Linked DNA regions of Homo sapiens: region 2 is linked to region 1. Evidence: read pairs that join two places in POLR2A ChIA-PET (ENCODE). Cell type or tissue: PC-3. All regions are shown on one strand. Links, peaks and the distances in the headings refer to the core of each region. The heading gives the core; the rest is flanking DNA.

Region 1 (10,319 bases), core at 1,780-6,779:
GTGGAGACTATTTAGCAAATAATGTAGTTAAATAAATTGATTTGTGGTTGGGTCTGTTGGAAAGGCAAAGGCATCGAGGTTTTGAAGAGAGGAAGATGGTTACAGTGGTAGATCATATTGGCTAAAGAAAATGGTGAAGAAAAAGAATCCAAGAAAAGGCTAACATAATAACATAAAATCGATGAATAAAGTAACTAGAATTCCCCATTAGGTTGTGCTCCTGATGCACCACTCTTGTAGAAAGCAATGTAAATCTTGTTCCCTGGCATGGGTGCAATACAGTAGCTATATCTTAAGATAGTTCCGGCCACATAAAACACAATTTCAAAGGGCAACAGTCACAGTGTTTTTATGGAAATGGGAGCCCTTGGAGCATGACTAATAGAAATCCATATGAATGGTGCCCTGGGGAATTGAGCCATGGCATGGAGACCAGTTAGGAATTAGAATTATTTAATGTTGAGTTCCTAAATTATTAATTCATTCAAAAAGTGCTATTAAGTTCTTACTATGTGATGAGTGCTGTATTGGGTGCTGGGAGTAACTCTTCATCTGTGGTAGTTTGAAGTCCATCTCTTTATTGGGAGGATTGCGTAGGTGGTGTGTTCGCTTACTGATCTTTATAATGCTTGCTTTTACTTTTCTTCCTCCAATGCTAGAAAAAGAAGCTTTGACTAAGAAGGTACTTAGTCTTTGATTGGAGATCAGTTCTTAATGTAGCCTGCTTTTACTTTTTTCTTTTCTGTTTCTTCTTCCCACCCTCCATCACTCCCTTCCTTCTTTTCTTTGATCTTCAGACTATATATCAGACTTTGTAATTATTGCTTTGATTTCTATCATATTGTAGGGCAGGGGGGCAATACTGTTTGGTACAATTTTTCTGGCAGTGTTTCTTGTTGTTATTGTTCTCTTACTGAGATATTCAAGTAGTTATAAATGACTACTTGAAATTGGACTATGGGCATATTATTCATTGACTGTAAAATTTCTCAGGTTTATGTCTTACACTTGTAACTCTTCTTTGACCAAAGGATAAGAATAAAATAAAATAGAAGCAGGAAGCGTCACAATGGGCTGTTCAAACTAAGGAATACACAAAAGACCCGTCTTCTCTTTCCCACGGGGAGAGGGGTGTCCTTCACTATGTGATGGGGAAAAGGTCAGAGCAATCAGATTTGAAGTTCATCTGCTGGTCAATGTTGGCTCTGCCTAATCAAGCAAAGGAGAAAGTTCTTTCTTTCTCTAGTCACAGTCTGAGTTCAGCAAGTTATTGTCTATTTAGTAAATAGGCAATTGGAGAGGAGAATAAAACAAGGCAAGAATTAAATTATGCTTGAAGGCAGCATTAACTGCCAGAAGCCCAGACATGTCTAATTCCTAAGTGAATTGTATGAGCAGTCATTTCTGCAGAACCAAGACCCTAATTATGTCTCTATGTAGCCTCAGTATTATGTTGCATGTATGAACCTTTGTGCTTCTAACTTCAGGAAGGCCTTAATAAGTCAAAATGTATACTAAAAATGAAATAGGACTTGAAGACGTTCAGAAATGGAAACACTTCTAGAATACATTGTAAGTTATTTCCCTTTTAATACTAAATGAGAGAATGATGTAAAATGCACAGCTGTCAAATAATAATGGCTAATAAGGAAGCAGAAACACACACAGGTACAGTGACTTGTGAAAGGTTATACAGCTAGTAAAGTGGAAGAATCAATAATGAACTCAGATGACTTGACTCCATGGCCCAGCCTTTTAACGTTTTAGCTATGCTGCTTCCCAAGTGCTCACAATGTTTCTTATCTGTTGTTGTTATTATTTATTTCTGCCTCTGCCTTCTCATCTCACTTCTTCCCATCCTCCCCCATTCTTCTCCTCCCTCCTTCCCTTCCCTCTTCCTCTCTCCTTTCTCCTCCTTCTTTCCTCTTTTCTCCTTATGTGGGTAATACTGACTCATCAGAAACCTGTGCCCAAGGCTTACCCATCTGTTACTGTGTAACTACAGAGAAGGGATTTTTGTATTTAATTTGGTTACTAATTATTTATGGTATAGATCAGTGAAATCAACCTAAAATTTTTATATTCTTTCAAGTGAAAAGAAATGATTTGTATGATTTCCGAAAAGTGAGTGGGTTTTGAGGCCAACAGAACTGAGATTTAATTCTATCTCAACTATTTACTAGCTCTGCAAACATCACCAAAATGTCTAATCTCTTTTGAATCCCTATTTCTTTTTTGGTAAAATTAAGGTAATGGTACCTCCTTTATGAGTTTGCTGTGACGATGTGGTGAGGAGTGTATGTGATGTGGCTGAATGCTTACTGAATGCTTGTTTCTTTCCACATGGGTTTCTGAATAAATTAATATCAAATTATCTCAAATCAATTTTATAAAGTTTTAAGACTATATATATATATAATATCATCATATATTGTTCTATGTAGAACATAAAATATCATGAGTGCTTATAGGTCTAAACATTTTACCTGGTTGAAATAATAAGTAAACACAAAAGAAAAGATAAACAAACAAACAAAAACTATTGAGGGTGTGTATATGGCTAGAATTTAATCACAAAACCAGAGACCAAAATAGCCTAGTAAAAAAATGAATATAGAAATTTCAAATATGTTGGATATTCTATGGACTTTTTAAAGAACTAGTTTCTCTTTGGGAGGCCGAGATGGGCAGATCACAAGGTCAGGAGATCGAGACCATCCTGGCAAACACCATGAAACCCCGTCTCTACTAAAAACACAAAAAATTAGCCGGGTGCGGTGGCGGGCGCCTGTAGTCCCAGCTACTCGGGAGGCCGAGGGAGGAGAATGGTGTGAACCCGGGAGGTGGAGCTTGCAGTGAGCCGAGATCGCGCCACTGCACTCCAGCCTGGGCGATAGAGCGAGACTCCGTCTCAAAAAAAAAAAAAAAAAAAAAAAAAAAGAACTAGTTTCTACATTAAATGTTCCTAAAATCTACCCACATGCTCATTTTTTTTTTTTCTTGAATTAGACCCACACATTTTCTAGTGTCTTGCTGTCTCTATTGAGGTAGACCCTGTCTGGATTCTTCCTTTTATTAAACTAAGAGGCAATAGCTCAATGTTTTCTTAAAAAAATAAAAATGTGCAGGAAGATTACTTTTGTTTTCTTCCTTTTTTTTAAATTTTAGGTTGAATTCTCAGTATAAATGGTAACTTTTTTTTTTGATTCATGTATTTCACAGAATGTCATCTGGTAATGGAAATTCAGAATAATTTTTTTTCTATTCCTTTGTAAATAATAGGAAAATAAGTTAATAGTTTCTGTCTCAAAGCTCTTTATAAGTAATTTCATTTTCTTTAGCTAGAGAGCACATTATGAGGATTTAGTGCATCAAGATATAATATTATTTTTCTTTTTTGATTATTTCGAGACTGTTACCTGTTTTGAGAATTTGTGTTAGGAAAAGTGGCCACCATGAACTTAGCTTTCAAAATTGTTTTTGGACTTTCTTCAGCAAACCAAAGTATTGCACTTGCCTGTATTCAGAGCTAAAAAAATCTCATTTTACAAAAAATCAAGCTATGTTTGCTGAGAACAGAAGAAAATGTGTTTTCAAACATAGATCAAAATGAACTTGGTTTTAGTTCCTCTTTAAGATGGCTTTTTCTAAATGAATATTAGCTTATGATTGGTTGGGACTGAGAGTAGGGGGCATTTTGAATAATCAAGTCAGGGATTATTTAATCATCTTTTGCAACAAAGTATGATGATTTGTTTAGCTTTCAGTGGATGGGACCCTAATTGTAATAAGAGAATTTAGCTCCTCCTGCCTCAAACTTGATTTGAACCAAATGAACAGCTTCTAATAAACGACTCACATGCATGTGTATACATGTATATGTGTGCCCATGTGTGCATGTGCACACATACAATCTCTTATTTCAAAACCAGGTAGAATGTCTATTCTTTCTCCAGCAAAAGTGCTAGTCATTAGTATTGATCATGAAATATTTTCATTTGACTCTCTTTCCAGATACATATTAGGATTGTTACTTCCTCTTCTTTTTTGTGTTTGGTTAACCATATAAATAGATCTGGCCAAGGATTTGTGGGCAGAATTCATATGAGTGAATGGGAAGAAGATTTTTTTTTGACAGAGTCTCACTCTGTTGCCCAGGCTGGAGTGCAGTGGCATGATCTCGGCTCACTGCAACCTCTGCCTCCCAGGTTCAAGCGATTTTTCTGCCTCAGCCTCCCAAGTAGCTGGGACTACAGGCACACACCACCACGCCCGGCTAATTTTTGTGTATTTAGTAGAGACGGGGTTTCACCATATTGGCCAGACTGGTCTCAAACTCCCCACCTGACCTCAGGTGATCCACCCGCCTCGGCCTCCCAAAGTGCTGGGATTACAGGCGTGAGCCACTGTGTCCGGCTGGGAAGAAGATTTAATTGCATCTGTGAGTGCCTCAAGATCTTCTTGCCCTCCAGCACAATTACCATAGGAGATCATGGATGCCATGTCAGCCTGGGTCCCTGAGTAACTACAATGAGCAGAGTCCCCTGCTGACTTGTTGTGGATATTTAGCCAGAACAAGAGATTAACCTTTGTTGCCTTAAGCCACTAAGATGAAGGGGCTATTTGTTCTATATAACCTTTGCTATCCTGATTAATTTGGTAACACACCAATCATTGTTTGTCTAATTCAAGGACACAATTACAAGGATAATATTATTATTTTAATAATAGTATTGTTCAAGGAAAGAGTTAAAATAATAATTTGGGAGATTTAGACTTTATGTGCCACATTCATATTTGGTAAGTTTTATTTTAGCTTCCAAAATCTCTGACAGGCTTAGGTGTATTATCTACATTATCTTATTTAAGATTCACTAGTAGTTTTAGTAAAACGGAAGCATCAAGGTAAGAGTTCAAGTAAAATAGAGCAACCAGCCTTTTAAGAAAACCCTTCATGGGCTGTAAATTCCAGAGACCAGATCCTGTAAAAAGGCAGTTTCTGCTCTCAGCCTTACTGTTACCTCTGTTTCTGATTCTATATACTCATATAAGATTGAGTCCAGTGATGCTGAATCGGTTTTGTATGTAAAATTTCCATAAGAAGAAATATTGAACTGAATGTGTTTTCAAAAAATCAATGCATATCAAAGCATTCAGATATGGAAGAGTAGAATACTCTTATATAATATTATTTTTGAAATTTATTAAGTTGAACTGTGTGAAATTATTGACATTCAGCTGTTTTTGACCTTAAGAATCACAGTCTCACATGATTCAATGTAATATTCTAAGGAAATATATTTGAAACTCATATTTCCAAGTACTATAAAATCTATTCACACTAGATTATAACCTTTACATTATGGAAAATCATATTTAGCCACACATCTATGTTATATTTTCTTTATTCATTAGTTAACTAAAACTTTTCAAAATCCTGTTCTGATTACATACAGACTATGGAATAATTATTGCGTCTCAACTCCACAGACCAATGTGTTGCATCTGCATGTTACACAAATCTCTGCCTTTTAGACTTGTCATGTGTCCCTCTAAGACTGTCACTCCAGGTTTCCCTCTTCTTTGTTCACGTGAGCACATCATAACTGCTTCTCCTGCTGCTGAAGCTCTCTCTGGGGCCATGACATTCTAATAATGCATATTGATCCCTCACTTTATTCCCTATAACACAGTTAATATAAGGCTGAAACAGATTATAACTTTATAGAAGTCCTGCAGATAATTTAAGGGAATTACAGAGCAGAAAATAAAAACTCCATGCTTGGTAATCAGACAGTGCTGCTTCTAGAATCTCTTGGCTATCTTCTTAAAGAATTTCCTCTTGGCCATTTCACTTCTCAATACTTATAGGGCTCTGCTTACCGCTCCAGACAAATTCATTCTATTGGATATCCCCTCCCCTGTGGTATAGAGGCCACATTAGCAGACCAGTTGACACAATGATAATGTATGTGCAAACATACTCTCCCCCAAATGGAGATAGCTTTTTAAATCAGGGGTCCCCAACCCCTGGGCTGAAGACCAGTACTGGTCCATGGTCTGTTAGGATCCAGGCCGCACAGCAGGAGGTGAACGGTGGGTGAGTGAGCATTACTGCCTGAGCTCTGCCTCCAGTCAGATCAGTGGCGGCATTAGATTCTCATAGGAGCGGGAACCCTATTGTGAACTGTGCACACGAGAGACCTATGCTGCACACTCCCTATGAGAATCTAATGCCTGTTGATCTGAGGTGGAAGTGTTTCATCCTGAAACCATTCCCCCAGCTCTGTCCGTGGAAAAGTTATCTTCCATGAAACCGGCCCCTGGTGCCAAAAAGTTGGGGACTGCTGTTTTAAATGATTAACTGTGACACTGGCTGTCTTAGTCTGAAGCACATGCATTTGAATTGTTTCCTTATGTAAGGTTGTTCCCAAGAATGGTGGACAGGTACTTGACTTACATGTCTGTGAGTAAACAAGCAAATAAATAAACAAATACGCTCACCAAAGTAGTCACTTTCATAATGAAGGAGGTTTTACTACACTGATAAATTCTAGCTCCCATCCAGCATATCAAGTTATTTTGGATTCCTAAAATGTCTGGTTTTTCACCTTTAATTAAACAGCAACACAAGCATATGGAAAAAAAGTTAAACACTGATCATTAGAGAAATGCAAATCAAAAGCAAAATTAGATACTATTTCATACCAGTCAGAATGGCTATTATTGAAAAGTCAAAAAACAACAGATGCTGGTTAAGTCATGGAGAAAAAGGAACACTTACACACCGTTGGTTGGATTGTAAATTTGTTTAATCATTGTGGAAAGCAGTGTGTGGCAATTCCTCAAAGAGCTAAAAGCAGAAATAACATTTGACCCAGCAATCCCATTACTGGGTATATACCTAGAGGAATATAAATCATTCTATTATAAAAACACATGCAAGTGAATGTTCACTGCAACACTATTCACAATAGCAAAGACATGGAATCAATGTAACTGCCCATCAATGACAGAATGGATACATATACACCATAGAATACTACACAGCCATAAAAAAGAATGAGATTATGTCTTTTGTGGGAACATGGATGGAGCTGGAGGATATTATCCTTAGCAAACTAACGCAGGAACAGAAATCCAAATACTGCATGTTCTCACTTATAATGGGAGCTAACTGATAAGAGCTTATGAACACGAAGGAAACAACAGACACTGGGGCCTACCTGAAGGGGGAGGGTGGGAGAAGGGAGAGGAACAGGAAGATAATTATTGGGTACCGGGCTTAATACCTTGGTGATGAAATATTCTGTACAACAAATCCCCATGCCACATGTTTACTTATGTAACAAATCTTCACATGCATCCCCCATCCTAAAATAAAAGTTTAAAAACAAAACAAAAACAACAAAAATGCTTCTCACATCTTGCAGCTGTTTGTTCATAACCACTCTAGTTTTGCTATTTTCATAAGCTCCCGACATCAGCAAGCCCTTGAGTATCTTCTGAGAAAAATGCTACGTATGAAATATTGCCCTAAAGCTAGGTAGAAAATAAAGTTTATTGGGATATCTTACTATATAAAGAAATCCATTTTCAAAATTGGAAACTGTGAGTATAAATATGATGATTTTTTTCAAGGAATTTCTCACGAATGTCAAAGTTTGTAATATGTCAGTGGCCCCTTCAATTTCCCTTTGCCTATTCTTCTGTTTTGTTTTGAGATGGAGTCTCGTTCTGTGGACCAGGCTGGAGTGCAGTGGCACCATCTTGGCTCACTACAACCTCCGCCTCCTGGGTTCAAGCAATTCTCCTGTCTCGGCATGCATAGTAGCTGGGATTACAGACACCTGCCACCACGCCCAGCTAATTTTTGTATTTTAGTAGAGATGGGGTATCACCATGTTGGCCAGGCTGGTCTCAAACTCCTGACCTCAAGCGATCCACCTGCCTTGGCCTCCCAAAGTGCTGGGACTACAGGTGTGAGCCACTGCGCCTGGCCCTGTTGCCTATTCTTGAGAAGCTATTTCTTTTAGTGAGGGCATTTTTTATGATATCTAGTTATAAATATATATATATAAAATATACACATATTTTTATATATAAAATATATATAAATATACACATATCTTATATATAAAATATATAAATATACACATATTTTATATATAATATATATTATATATATGAAATATACACATATTTTTATATATATAATATATATATTATATATAATATATGCATATATTATATATAAAATATATATATTATATATAAAATATGCATATATTATATATAATATATATAATATAAAATATATAATATATATTATATATTATATATAATATATATTATATATAATACATATATATAATATATAATATATATAAAATATAATATATATATTATATAATATATATATAAATATATATAATATATATATAATATATATATTATATATAAAATATATATTATATGTAAAATATATAATATATATAATATATATATTATATGTAAAATATATATTATATATAAAATATATAATATATAAAATATATATTATATATAAAATATATAATATATAAAATATATAATATATATAAAATATATAATATATATAAATATATATTATATATAAAATATATAATATATATAAATATATATTATATATAAAATATATAATATATATAAATATATATTATATATAAAATATATATTATATAACATATATAATATATATAAAATATGTACATATTAGTCAGACTATACTGACTTTTGTTGAACTTGTGTAGTTTGCATACTGCACTTCATGAAGCTTCAAAATAGGAAAATATATTTTATATATATTATATATATTATATATAATATATAATATATATTATATATAATATATAATATATATTATATATAATATATATAATATATATATACACACACTATACAAATACACTATAGATATGCTATATATAAATATATATGTACTATACATACTATATATAAATATACACTATAAATATATAGTACATATAGTATATAGTGTGTGTATGTACATATATGTGTGTGTACACACATATGTATGTGTATAAATTCATCTTAGCTCTCATTTGTGTCATTTCTACCACACTTTGAGAACCTGATGAATGGATTTAACTTAAACACAACTTTGGTTTAATAACTACTGTTTCATGTTCAGTACATGATTCTGAATGAACAGGCAAGGCAACAAGGTCATATATAAGCAGGGCAGGGTAAGAATTGCTTTCCTATTTTGAAGCTTCATGAAGTGCAGTATGCAAACTACACAAGTTCAACAAAAGTCAGTATAGTCTGACTACAGAAAAAATAATGATTTTGCTGAATAGTGTCTCTGATTTGCAAGTTGAGGACTGTTATGAAAAGATGCATAGCACTAATTATTTCATTCCAGGAGTACTCATTGATTTGTTTGTTCATAGACATGGTTTGATTGTCTATGATGTGTCAGGCATTTTACTAGGTATTGGGAATACAGTTTTATATATATATAGAGAGAGAGTAGCATTCTCCCTCAAGGAGAAATTTATAGGTACAAGGGAGTATATAAGCATGTACTAATAATCACTACAGGGTAGATACGGTAATAGAGATATACAGAATATGCTTTACATGCAATGGTGCACAAAAATGATAATTACTAAATTTAACTGGGTGAACTGGAGAAAATTGCATAAAGAAGGTACTACCCCGACTTATCTCTCTTCCTGTTTTACATTTCATCTATCAAGTTGCCCTTCAACAGTGATCTGAAAATGTATCCAGAATCCAATCACTTCTCACTTGTTTCATCATTTTTTCCTGTGCCACCATGAGCTCACTCTAGATTATTACAGAGACCTCCTAGCTTTCACCTTTGCTTTATGTAAAGTCTGTTCTCAACAAAGACACCAGAATAATCCTTTGAAACATGAGTCGTATCATGTTATTTCTCTGCTTGGAAGTTTTTGATGGCTTCCCTTTTTCCTCAGAGTAAAAGCGAATGTCTGTAAAGCAGCATAAAAGGTTTTAGATGATCCAGCCCCCATTCCTCCAGCCTTTTCTCTTCCTCTTCTCTTTCCCAGTGCTCACTCTGTTCCAGCCTCGCTAGTCCCCTTGTGATTCCCCCAGCACACCAGGAACACTCTTGTCCTGCTGCCTTTGCACTGACTGTTCCCTCTGTCAGCAGTGCTCTTTTCCCAGGTACCTACCTGGCTCACCTCCCAACATCGTCAAGTCTTTTCATCAAACACCACTTGTCAATGGGGCCCACCTTGGCCATTCTATTTAAGATTGACATCCTTTTC
Region 2 (10,319 bases), core at 1,961-6,960, 77 kb after region 1:
GTTTGGTTCTCTGCCAATCAGATCCTCCTAAGCCCTCAGAATCTTATACACAATTTAGCTTGCTATCACGTTCTATTAAGATACAGCTGTAGTTTGGTGGAGTATGTGTGGCATTTCAAATTATATACTCTAAGAATGGCACATCCAACTTAGTTAATCATGATTCCGGGCATTGCTCTGAATTTCAATGATTTTCTTGCAGAAGAAAAGAGAAGGGATATGAATTTTCCACTATTTTCTTGCTGTTGATGAGTTTGTAACCGCATCAAAAGTCATTTAGAGTCATCTTGTTATTTTAATAGGTTATACCTGCAATGTCATACAATAAAATAATCAACTCATGACTTCTCAGTGACCAAACATCCAGTAAAATGAGTCTTAAAAAAGTTAAATTGAGTCGTATCATTTGCAGAAAAATTGTAAGAATGTTATTAGTGGAGACAGTTTAATTCATCCAAAAGTTTCATTTAAAACACTTTGCCTGTGTCTTAGTCAGCTCAGGCTGACATATACTGCGTGGCTTAAACAACATAAATTTATTTTCTCACCATTCTGGAGCTAGAGGTCCAAGATCAAGATGCCACCATGGTTGGGTTTTGGTGGGGGCACTCTTCCTGGCTTATAGATGCTGTCACATGGTGGGAGTGTGGGAGTAGGGGGCTGAGGAGGTGGGAGTGAGGGTGAGTGGGAGAGACAGCAAGACTAACCTCTCTGGTGTGTCTTCAACTACAATTTTATTTTATTTTATTTTATATTTTATTTTATCTTATCTTATCTTATTTTATTTTATTTTACTTGAAACAAAGTTTCACTCTATGCCCAGGCTGAAGTGTAATGTTGCGATCTTGGCTCACTGCAGCCTCCACCTCCCAGATTCAAGTGATTCTTGTGCCTCAGCCTCTCTAGTAGCTGAGATTACAGGCGTGCATCACCACCCCTGACTAATTCTTATATTTTTAGTAGAGACAGGGTTTCATCATGTTGGCCAGGCTGGTCTCAAGTTCTTGGCATCAAGTGATTCACCCACCTTGGCCTCTCAAAATTCTAGGATTACAGGTGCGAACCACCATGTCTGGGCAACCTTTTGTTTGTTTCGTTTTGTTTTTCATTATTTTTGTAGAACTGTGGTCTCACTATTTTGCCCAGACTAGTCTTAAACTCCTTACCTCAAGCGTTCCTCCCACCTTGGCCTTTCAAAGTATCGGGATTACAGACATGAGCAACCATGCTGTGCCTGGTGTCTCTTCTTAGATTAGTGAAGGGCACCAATCCCATCATAGGGGACCCACCCTCAGAACTTCATCTAAAACTAATTATCTCCTAAAATCCCTATCTCCAAATCAAGTACTCATCACATCATTGGAAGTTAAGGCTTCAACATATGAATGGGGGGACGCATGATTCAGTCCATAGCAGCCTGCTTTGTCACTATTTATACAAACCCCAGCTTCTTGCTCTGAATGTGTAGACTATCCGGAGTCTTTCAAGCCTTTTCAGTCAATGGTATAAGACTCTTAACTAAAATTGATTTCATTTGACTTTAAACTAAATAGTATAAAATATGTAGCCTTCATCCTTGGGGGAACATGGACACTAATAGGGTAAATAAATATTTATAAAATAATGGAGTAATAATTATTACTGGGCCCAAAATAGACATAGACTAAAACAAACCAAAGTAAGTTTCCAGGTGAAAAATTCAAAGTCATTGATATAAGAAGCCAGAGCCATTTCAGTGCTTGGAAGCTGAACCATTCATCTGATGAGCTAATAAACACCAGAGGTTTTGACATTGTGTAGGCATATTTTAGCTCACTAGTAAGTGTGATTTATAATTTATTAGGCTCATCCCCAGAATAGCACAAAGAGTGGTTCAAACAAACCATTGTGGTAGGTCTATGGTGTACTTATCACTCTGGAAGCGGAACACCTGCCTACAGGCTACAGAAAGGGCCCTAAGTTAGAACCTTTAAAACCCACCCACCCATCTCTTCAGTGTCCACTTCCAGCTCAGCAGTCAGTGTGGAGAGCGCACATGTCAACAGACCAAATAGGCCCTAGCTGGCTGGGTCAGCCCGTGAATTTTCCTAGAAGCCTATCTGCCACATCACAGCTGCCAGTACTGGTTGTACAATTCTTTGGCTTTCATCCAAGCAATAGTTAATGATCTGAGATTAGGGATTTTTTCCAAGACATTCAGATGCACCATTGTTCATGTCTCACAGGGTGCCTAAACTTAAGAGCAGTTGTGAAAATAAGTGCTCAAACTTTTAGTAACTCATATCTACCTAGGAGATAGATAGTGACTTTGAAATAAGCTTTTACTTTTCTTAATGTACTATTGACTCTGCTCTCTTGTGAAGATTTGAGTTCAAGTTCAGATTCTGCCACTTATCTATGGATCACTACTCAGAAAATCACTTAACTTTTTGATCCTTATTTATTCATTCATTTCTTTATTCACAGTTATATTAATATTAGACATTTACTAGTTTTGAACCAAATACTTGAGACTATATTATTCAATCTAGTATATTAGTTGCTATTTTAAAAAATCACTCCAGCTGCATAAGTAGCACTCTAGCTCGTATTATATTAAATATTTTATTTTAATTGAATCAACTGATTAATTCATCTAAGACAAGTTTCATTTTCTATTAATTTGCCCTCTACTCATCTTCAATATATTGGATCATTCTTTTAGCATAATTAATTAAGCCAACCTATTGTTTTTATTTTAGACACAAACATATAGAATGAAATAAACCTTGGAGTATTCTATAGGCAAGGATCTGTCTTCAGTCCTGTGAACTCACATTCACTTTTAATTAAGTCCTTGGCATTTAAATGTATGTCCCTCCCTAGAACAGTGATTCTCTAAGTGTGGTCCCTGAACTATCGACATCAACAGCATCTAGGAACTTGCTGGAAATATAAAATCTCACCTCCCCCAAGACCCTGGAAACCAGACCTATTAAATCAGAAACTTTGGTGGTGGGGCCAGGTTAGTGATATGTATTTTAACAAGTCTTCTAGGTTGATCTGATGCATGTTAAAGTTAGAAAACCACTGGCCTAGAATATAAGTGGCATGAGGCCTGAGGTCATGTCTCTTACTCACCAATGAATTCCCCAGTGCCTAGAAAAGTGCTTACATGTCATAGATACAGAATAAATAGTCACTGAATAAGTAAATAAATAAACATGCTTTTATCAATATATTGGAAAGAGGATTATGAGGACTAGCTCACAACTAGCAAACAAGAATAGGAGAGATAACAAACATAAACGACGATAATGTCAGAATCCAGAATGTTCTTAAAGCATGGTTTGATAGATCCAGTAAGAATAAATTTACCATGAGTGACATCAATTTTTGTATATTTGGATAAAAAATGCTTCTGCACTAATATATACTATGAATATATGATTTGATATAATATGAAAAAAATGAATTGGATTTTAACTTAAAATTCATTTGACATGAGTAAATAGTGGGTATAGCTGGAAGAAAACATGCTGATGTAATCTCTAGCTGCATTCTAAGAAGTGTGATATTCTATCTTGAACAAGGAAGGCTCCAATCCTCACTATACTGGTCAGACTTCACTTGAACTATTGAGTTCATTTCTGAGAGGAGAAACACACTAAAAGCATTAAAAGGGGAAATAACTATGATCCATCCATTTATGTTTTTTTAAAAAATAAATAAACGAAAACACTAGTAACTGGGACTAAACACTCAGAATACAAGCAGGAAAAAGACACAGTCACTGATTTTAAGGAGCTCACATATGACAGAGGAGCCAGGCACCTGTGACATATATGAAGCATGGAGCTCTCATCAGGTAGCGTGACTGCTATAGGGAAGGCTTGGTCAACAGGCTCTGTGGGTCAGGAAATTTACTGGTCTGAAAAACAATGTTCTTTCAGGCACAGTTTTAAAAATTGGAAATCTCCAGCCTAGAGAAAGTAGGCAAAGTAATAGCTGTCATAAAATATTTGAAGTGCTGTCATAAAGGTTCCAAGTAGCACATAGGATTGCGATGGACATAACTCTGGGAAGATAGAAAGTTTGACATAAGAAAAAACTTTCAAAAACTGAAAACTGCCAAAACTTGGAAAGAATTTCTTGAGGGAGAAAAAGGGAACATAAGCTAGAGACTACGCTAAGGAAGAATTTAGCTTTGGAAAGTGATTGGAGTTTATAACTTTTATGTTCCCCTTTACTTGGAGATTCTATATAATTTACTGTGTTTCTAGTTAGGACAGAGAGAAAACTAATTGGTTTCGTTTTCTTCCAGTTTATTTTAAAGGCAAATATCTTTTAAATGTCTTTAGTTTTATTTAACCCAGAAGTCCTTTGACTTAGGGTTTATTTAACCTAGAAGTCCCAAATTCAATAGGTAGAGGACAAGCGAGTCATGTAAAATAGACATCCAGGTGACAAGAGAAGAGTGGAGAAGGGTGAAGAGTGGAACTGGAGTATAGATCAAAACTTCAGGGTGGAAGGAAGCAAAATCTATCCATAACTCGGGGACAAATCTAGGAGAATGTGGACAGCCAGGCAAAGAAATATAGTTTGACATCAGAGGGGACTACTGGAGTTTCTTCAGTATAGGATGATGTGATGAAATCAGCATTTTAGGAAGACTAGGCTGTCAGTTAAGTACTGTGAGGATTCAACTATTAAATAGGAGCCAGATGTGAAGTTTAGAAAGTAAAGGTGGAAAAAGAGGGCAATACATGACCCATTGACAAACAAGGTTCATCAGGACTTGTTCACTGACTGCAATTGCAGTTGAAAAAAAAAGGAAGGATCCAAAATTATCGGACGATTTCAAGTCTGTGGACTAAGAGAATGGTGATACCATTGACAGAACAGAGGAGTTGGTAAGGTATTTTATGGAATCTAGATGCGAACATCCTGAAAGCATTTGAAAAGTTTCTGTGTCATTTCCTTCCTGATGATTTCCTCTTAGATTAGGAGAGATGCATTCCTGAAGAGAATGATTCAGAGATGTGCAGAGTTATAGCCCTAGTGAGTGAAAAGCTTTTCTTCCATTTCATTTCTATTGTCTGAAGAGACAATCATTAAACTACCTTAGCTTCTTATCACTTCATCTTTTGTTAACTTTCTATTTATTCTTTTAAATTAATAACAGCAAAATAATTTTTTGACGTTTTTAGATGTTGTCACTATTTCATTGTTGTTTGCAGCAAGTCATGCACTGGTTTTCAAAGTGAGTAAGTTTCTTTAAGGTCTTTAAAATTACATTATAATATTGTTTAGTTTTTTGTATATTAAATTTGTATATTAAAAATAATACTCTATGTTAAAGAGAATGTGGTATAATGGTATTTCTCTTACATGACCAGTCACTTCTTTCACAAAATATTTAATATGAAGAATTTCCTTCGTGTATAAAAGAAAATCACATATACTGTTAGCAATTTTCAAGTAATGGACAATCTTATCTCTTCCCTACCTACTTAGCCCCTATCTCAAATTATTTTAAAGAAAATTCTATACAGCATATTATCTCTAAACATTTCAGTATGCATCTATAAAATATATGAAATCATTTGAAAATATAATCACGATGTCATATTGCATCTAACAAAATTAAAATTCCAAAATATCATGAATACCCAGCTATCTTATAGTTCTATAATATATTTTTTGCTTCTAAATCCAAATTAGGTCTATACATTGTATTTTATTGGGATATTTCCTAAATATTTTAAAATCTATATATACTCCTCTGATATCTCTATTCCTTTTTTCTTTTGGTTAAAGGGACTGTATTTTGTCCTATAGAATTCTTCACAGTCTGAATTTTTCTGATTGCATCACCCATGGGTGTCATTCTACCGTTGTCTCTTTCCTCTATATTTCATTTAAGTTATTAGACAGTTGGAGTAGTTAAATCAGTGTCAGGTTCAATTTTCTTTCAGGCAAAATTACTTCTTAGGTGGTGTTTTGCCCCATTAGAAGATACATGATGTCTGGTTGTCCCTCTTTTTGTGATGTTAGCAGCCTTTGATGATTATTTTCATAGTGTAAATTTTTACACAAGACATTATTCACAAAGACAATGCTAAACATTTTCAGCACCTACATTGCTTTCATGGAGCTTTGAAAGAATTACCAATAATTTCAACTCTTCCTTATTTATCTCTTATAACATATTTTTGTGTCCTAAATAATTCATTTAACAAGTAATTTAAGAATAAAAATTTTTTTAATAATATAAAAGTTAGAAAACAGTATTTGGTTATTTGAATAATTATATACAGTAGGTGTGCAGTTTCACAGAGCTCATTTACCTGTAAGTATTTTCTGTTTCCTTTGTTTCTTCCATGTCATCAATTATTCCTTTAAATAAAGTCTTGCCATTTTTTGTCAAACTCATTCCACTGATGTTACAGACGGCGAATGTTCACTGACATTGGGAAGGCTGAAAGTTCTAATTTGCTTATTTATGTTTTAGTTTTCTACAGTGATCAAGCTGCCCTGCTGGGTTTTCTAGGTCGTTGATAACCTCAGTCCACACTTTGGAAATAAGAATCTCTTATTTCATATTCAATATTTTGTTTCCTAATATAATTTTATTTAAAATTTATACATAATTTTGACAACCAAAGTTTAATAATTTATATGTTCATAATAAGATAAGAATGTGACTTAAATTTTTGTTTTCATATTTCTTTGACTACCAATACACTTGGCTTATATTTGGCTCATATTCATTAAAAATGCCACTTCCATATAACTTCCTGCATTTTAAACATTTATTTGCTCTTTATCTCTGCATAGGTAAAGTACATACTTTTAGGTTCTTATATTGCTCATTTATGGAGCTTTTAAGGCAAACACATTCACTCCCCTCTCATTTTCTTTCCATGGTTATATCATTCTGACTAAAATTGCTGGTAAGAAAAGCATGGGCTAGCATGATAAGCCCTGGAAAAATAAAACTGTTTTTTCTTAATCATTTGAGAACTGGCCAAGGATTCTAAAATTAAAGAAACAAATAAATCAGACAAATAAACTCCAGCAAATATTTATATTTGGAAACAATTTCTTTTAAAAATATTAATATTGCATTGCTCTGTTTTTAAATTGACCTTTCTCTCTAATCAGGCTCCATTTAATCGTAAAAAGAGGAAAAAAGAAGAATTATCAGGCCATTCAGTGACCTTTAGAAATATCTATTCACCTCCTGTAACCTTTATAATTTATTGCTTTTTGTTGTTGTTTTTGTTGTTTCATGAGGTGTGAGAGCAGGAGAAGGTCTGTCTGAAGAAATGAGGCAGACTGAAGATGACAAATTATTATGTCAGAGAGAGAGCTCAAATAAGAAACACCATCATAGAATGGCCAGATGGTCTGGATAATGACACTGTATATACCCAAAGAAAACCACAGCTGTTTATAAATGTATCTGTTGACAAATGTTCATTTTGAATGGAAACCTACTCCAATGAACCAATGAGACTATTTAATTGAAGTTTAATATGAAAGAGGAAGAAATTTAATAATAGAACAGAACTTTAAAGAACTATCAGCTTTCAGCTCAGCACGCACCCTAGTTCCTTGAATGTATTTTTATTATATGCTAGTTAGGGCTAATTATAACCAAATGTTTGAGTATATATTCCATGTACTTGGTCTCAACATCGTATTTGTGTCCCATGTGGTAAAGAGTTTTCCACTCAAAACTTTAATTACTCTTATGCATGTGCGTGAGTGGACAGGATGTATGTATCTATGGAAATTAATAGGCCTTTGAGTCTTGTCCTGATTCCCAAGGAATAACTTATACCCACAGGAAGCCATCAACTGCTGCCTTTTCTCTAAGATAATAAAATGCCCTCATCTGTCTCATAGAAGCAGGGCCACATGTTGTTTTTGGAATTCACAAAATTCTTCAAGACCTATAGCTTTAATGACTTTAAAAACAAGGGTTTATTCCCATAAAGCCTCACTCTTTCCTGTACATAGACCAGGCAGATCTGCCAATTTTTCAGCATGATCAGAAAATTCTAGAGCTGAAAGAATATCTGAAGTTCTGTTGATTTAGCCCCCATGTTTCTAGCCAGGTGAATGATTTCCAAGACATATATCACTGATGTAGTTACAGATGTAATTGGTGCAGTGAGCACACGAGATGTTTTTACTCAACTAATTCTTCTCTGAGGAAAATAGAAATTATATTCACTTAAACAACACATTTAACTCAAAGGATAAATGCTTGAGGGGATGGATACTCCCTTCTCCATGATGTGTTTATTTCACATTGCCTGCCTGTATCAAAACATCTCATGTATCCCATAAATATACACACCTATGTACCCACAAAAATTTAAAAAAATAAAGAACCAAACAACACATTAATGTGATTTTCCACACAATTGAACAGAATAAAGCATTTATATAGTAGAAAAATAGTAGCGAATTATCACTTTTCTGCTTAGATTATTTCTTGCTTTGAGATGAGTTTTCTGTTGTTATCATCGCTGCTCAACGCTAACAGAAGCTCCTGTGTTGGTGTTTGTTAATCTCCCGCATTATGTGTATCGCTAATGTCCTACCTTGAAAATTTTCCCATCACTTTTCTGTTCAATGAAAATATTTTTTTCCATGAATCTCAACCAACTTGTGATAAATTTTGCAATGGAACTTTTCCATTGTTAAACATTGAATAATTCTAAACACATTTAAGATAGCAGCCATTTTTAACCAAAGATTCTCCAAGTCACAAATGGTTACGGCTGATCCCCCTAGCAGTGTGTGTTTGCCCAGATAATCTGAAATCACTAATGAATATCTCTAGTACATGCAGAGATTTCAGTAACAGACTGTGTAAACTTAGATTTTAAATAAATGTCAGTTTTATTCTACAAACTACCTTCATCGGTTCTCCTTTGGTTTGTCCACATGTCTCAGTGTTTTTTGGACTAGACAAACTTTTCTGTTACAATTCTTAAGCCTCTACCTTACAGTATGCAGGGTAGTTGAAGCACCTCTTTTAATTTTACTGTTAATTTTATAGGTAAATTAAATTATTGCTTATTTTTCTTCTTCAGGTGATGTAAAACAAATATTAATTTTCCCATTGACTGCTCATATAAAGTCTTTATTGTGTTTGGAGGAAAATTTTTCCATTGGATCAGTTTCCTCAACTCTTCAGTTTGTCTTGGCTATGAGGCACAGAAACATTAGCTCAGTTAAAATTAAAACCCTTAATGTAATGCTAATTCTACCAGGTAACTAAATGGTTTGTACATAAAAGACACTCCAGTCATTTCAGAGCAATTTATGTCAACTCATGCCTAATGCATGTCAGTGTATTTGTGAAAGTTTCTTGATATGGATGCCATTGCCACAGTTCCCGTTGGGAGCATAAACAAATAACAACAAAGATTATTGTTAATTAACAACAATTTACAACAAGAAAGAAGATTTTATTGTTTTTAGAGTCCTACAAGTGCAATAACCACAGTTCTCATTCCTCCTTATCCCTTTGGTGTTTTCAATTCCACTTGGAACTCATTATCTCAACAAAGTCACTTGGACATGTTGGCCCCTTTGATAACTACAGGAGACCAAAACATATTCTAACTGAAAAAGTGAAAATTTCTTTTTGAATCATCTGGCTGTTTTGTCAAAATGATGCCAAACATCTGGATATTTGGGATGCCTCCAGATGATTGACTGAATTTTTCATTTTCAACCAACATGGTTTCTGGTGTCGTGGAAACACAGCATCAGGTTTTGTTTACACAGTGGCCCTAAGCCAATTGCTAAAGAGTAAACTGGTGCCTACCCACATGAGCTGTCTGTCTGATAAGAGGGAACATCTGCTATTAGTTACGTCTTTGTTTTGTACCCTAAGAGGGTTGTGGGAGGTGGAGGGGTTGGCTAGTGATAGTGAAAGGTAAGATCAAAGATGAAAAAAGATTCTAGATCTTGAAAGACCTTCAAAACTATGTAAAGGAATTCAGACTTTTTTCTGAGGGAATATTAGAGAACCATTGAAGCGCTATACATGGAGATCTAAAGTGTTTACTCTTGATTTAAGAAATAGTCACTTATTCACAGGTTACCAACTTGATTGGAGTCAAGGTAACTAGAAGTAGTAAATAGGCTATAAAAAGTCTATTGCAGTAATCCAGATGAAAAACTGACTATAGTATTGGCAGTGGTGATAGAGATACATTGAAGAAATATACCTTATGTAAATTACTATGCAGTAATATACCTTACGTAATCAGAAATATACCTTATGTAAATTACTATGCAAGTCTGTATAG

Evidence for each region. Peaks named below come from ENCODE experiments on the same cell type or tissue, not always from the same donor. Only the 100,000 strongest peaks of a DNase experiment are listed, where the experiment ranks them.
Region 2: POLR2A ChIA-PET joins it to region 1 with 11 read pairs; 2 of 35 experiments call an interaction of 5 or more read pairs at or near these places.

The regions. Positions count from the first base shown.
Region 1 is chr1:215,201,125-215,211,443 of GRCh38, forward strand. All of the region lies in intron 6 of KCNK2 (potassium two pore domain channel subfamily K member 2), which reads left to right. Among named protein-coding and RNA genes, the nearest start is that of KCNK2, 120 kb to the left of the region's middle. In PC-3, for the core only: no CTCF peak of the experiment used is centred there; no DNase peak of the experiment used is centred there.
Region 2 is chr1:215,277,783-215,288,101 of GRCh38, forward strand. No RefSeq gene overlaps it. Among named protein-coding and RNA genes, the nearest start is that of KCNK2, 200 kb to the left of the region's middle. In PC-3, for the core only: no CTCF peak of the experiment used is centred there; a DNase peak (open chromatin) is centred at 4,979.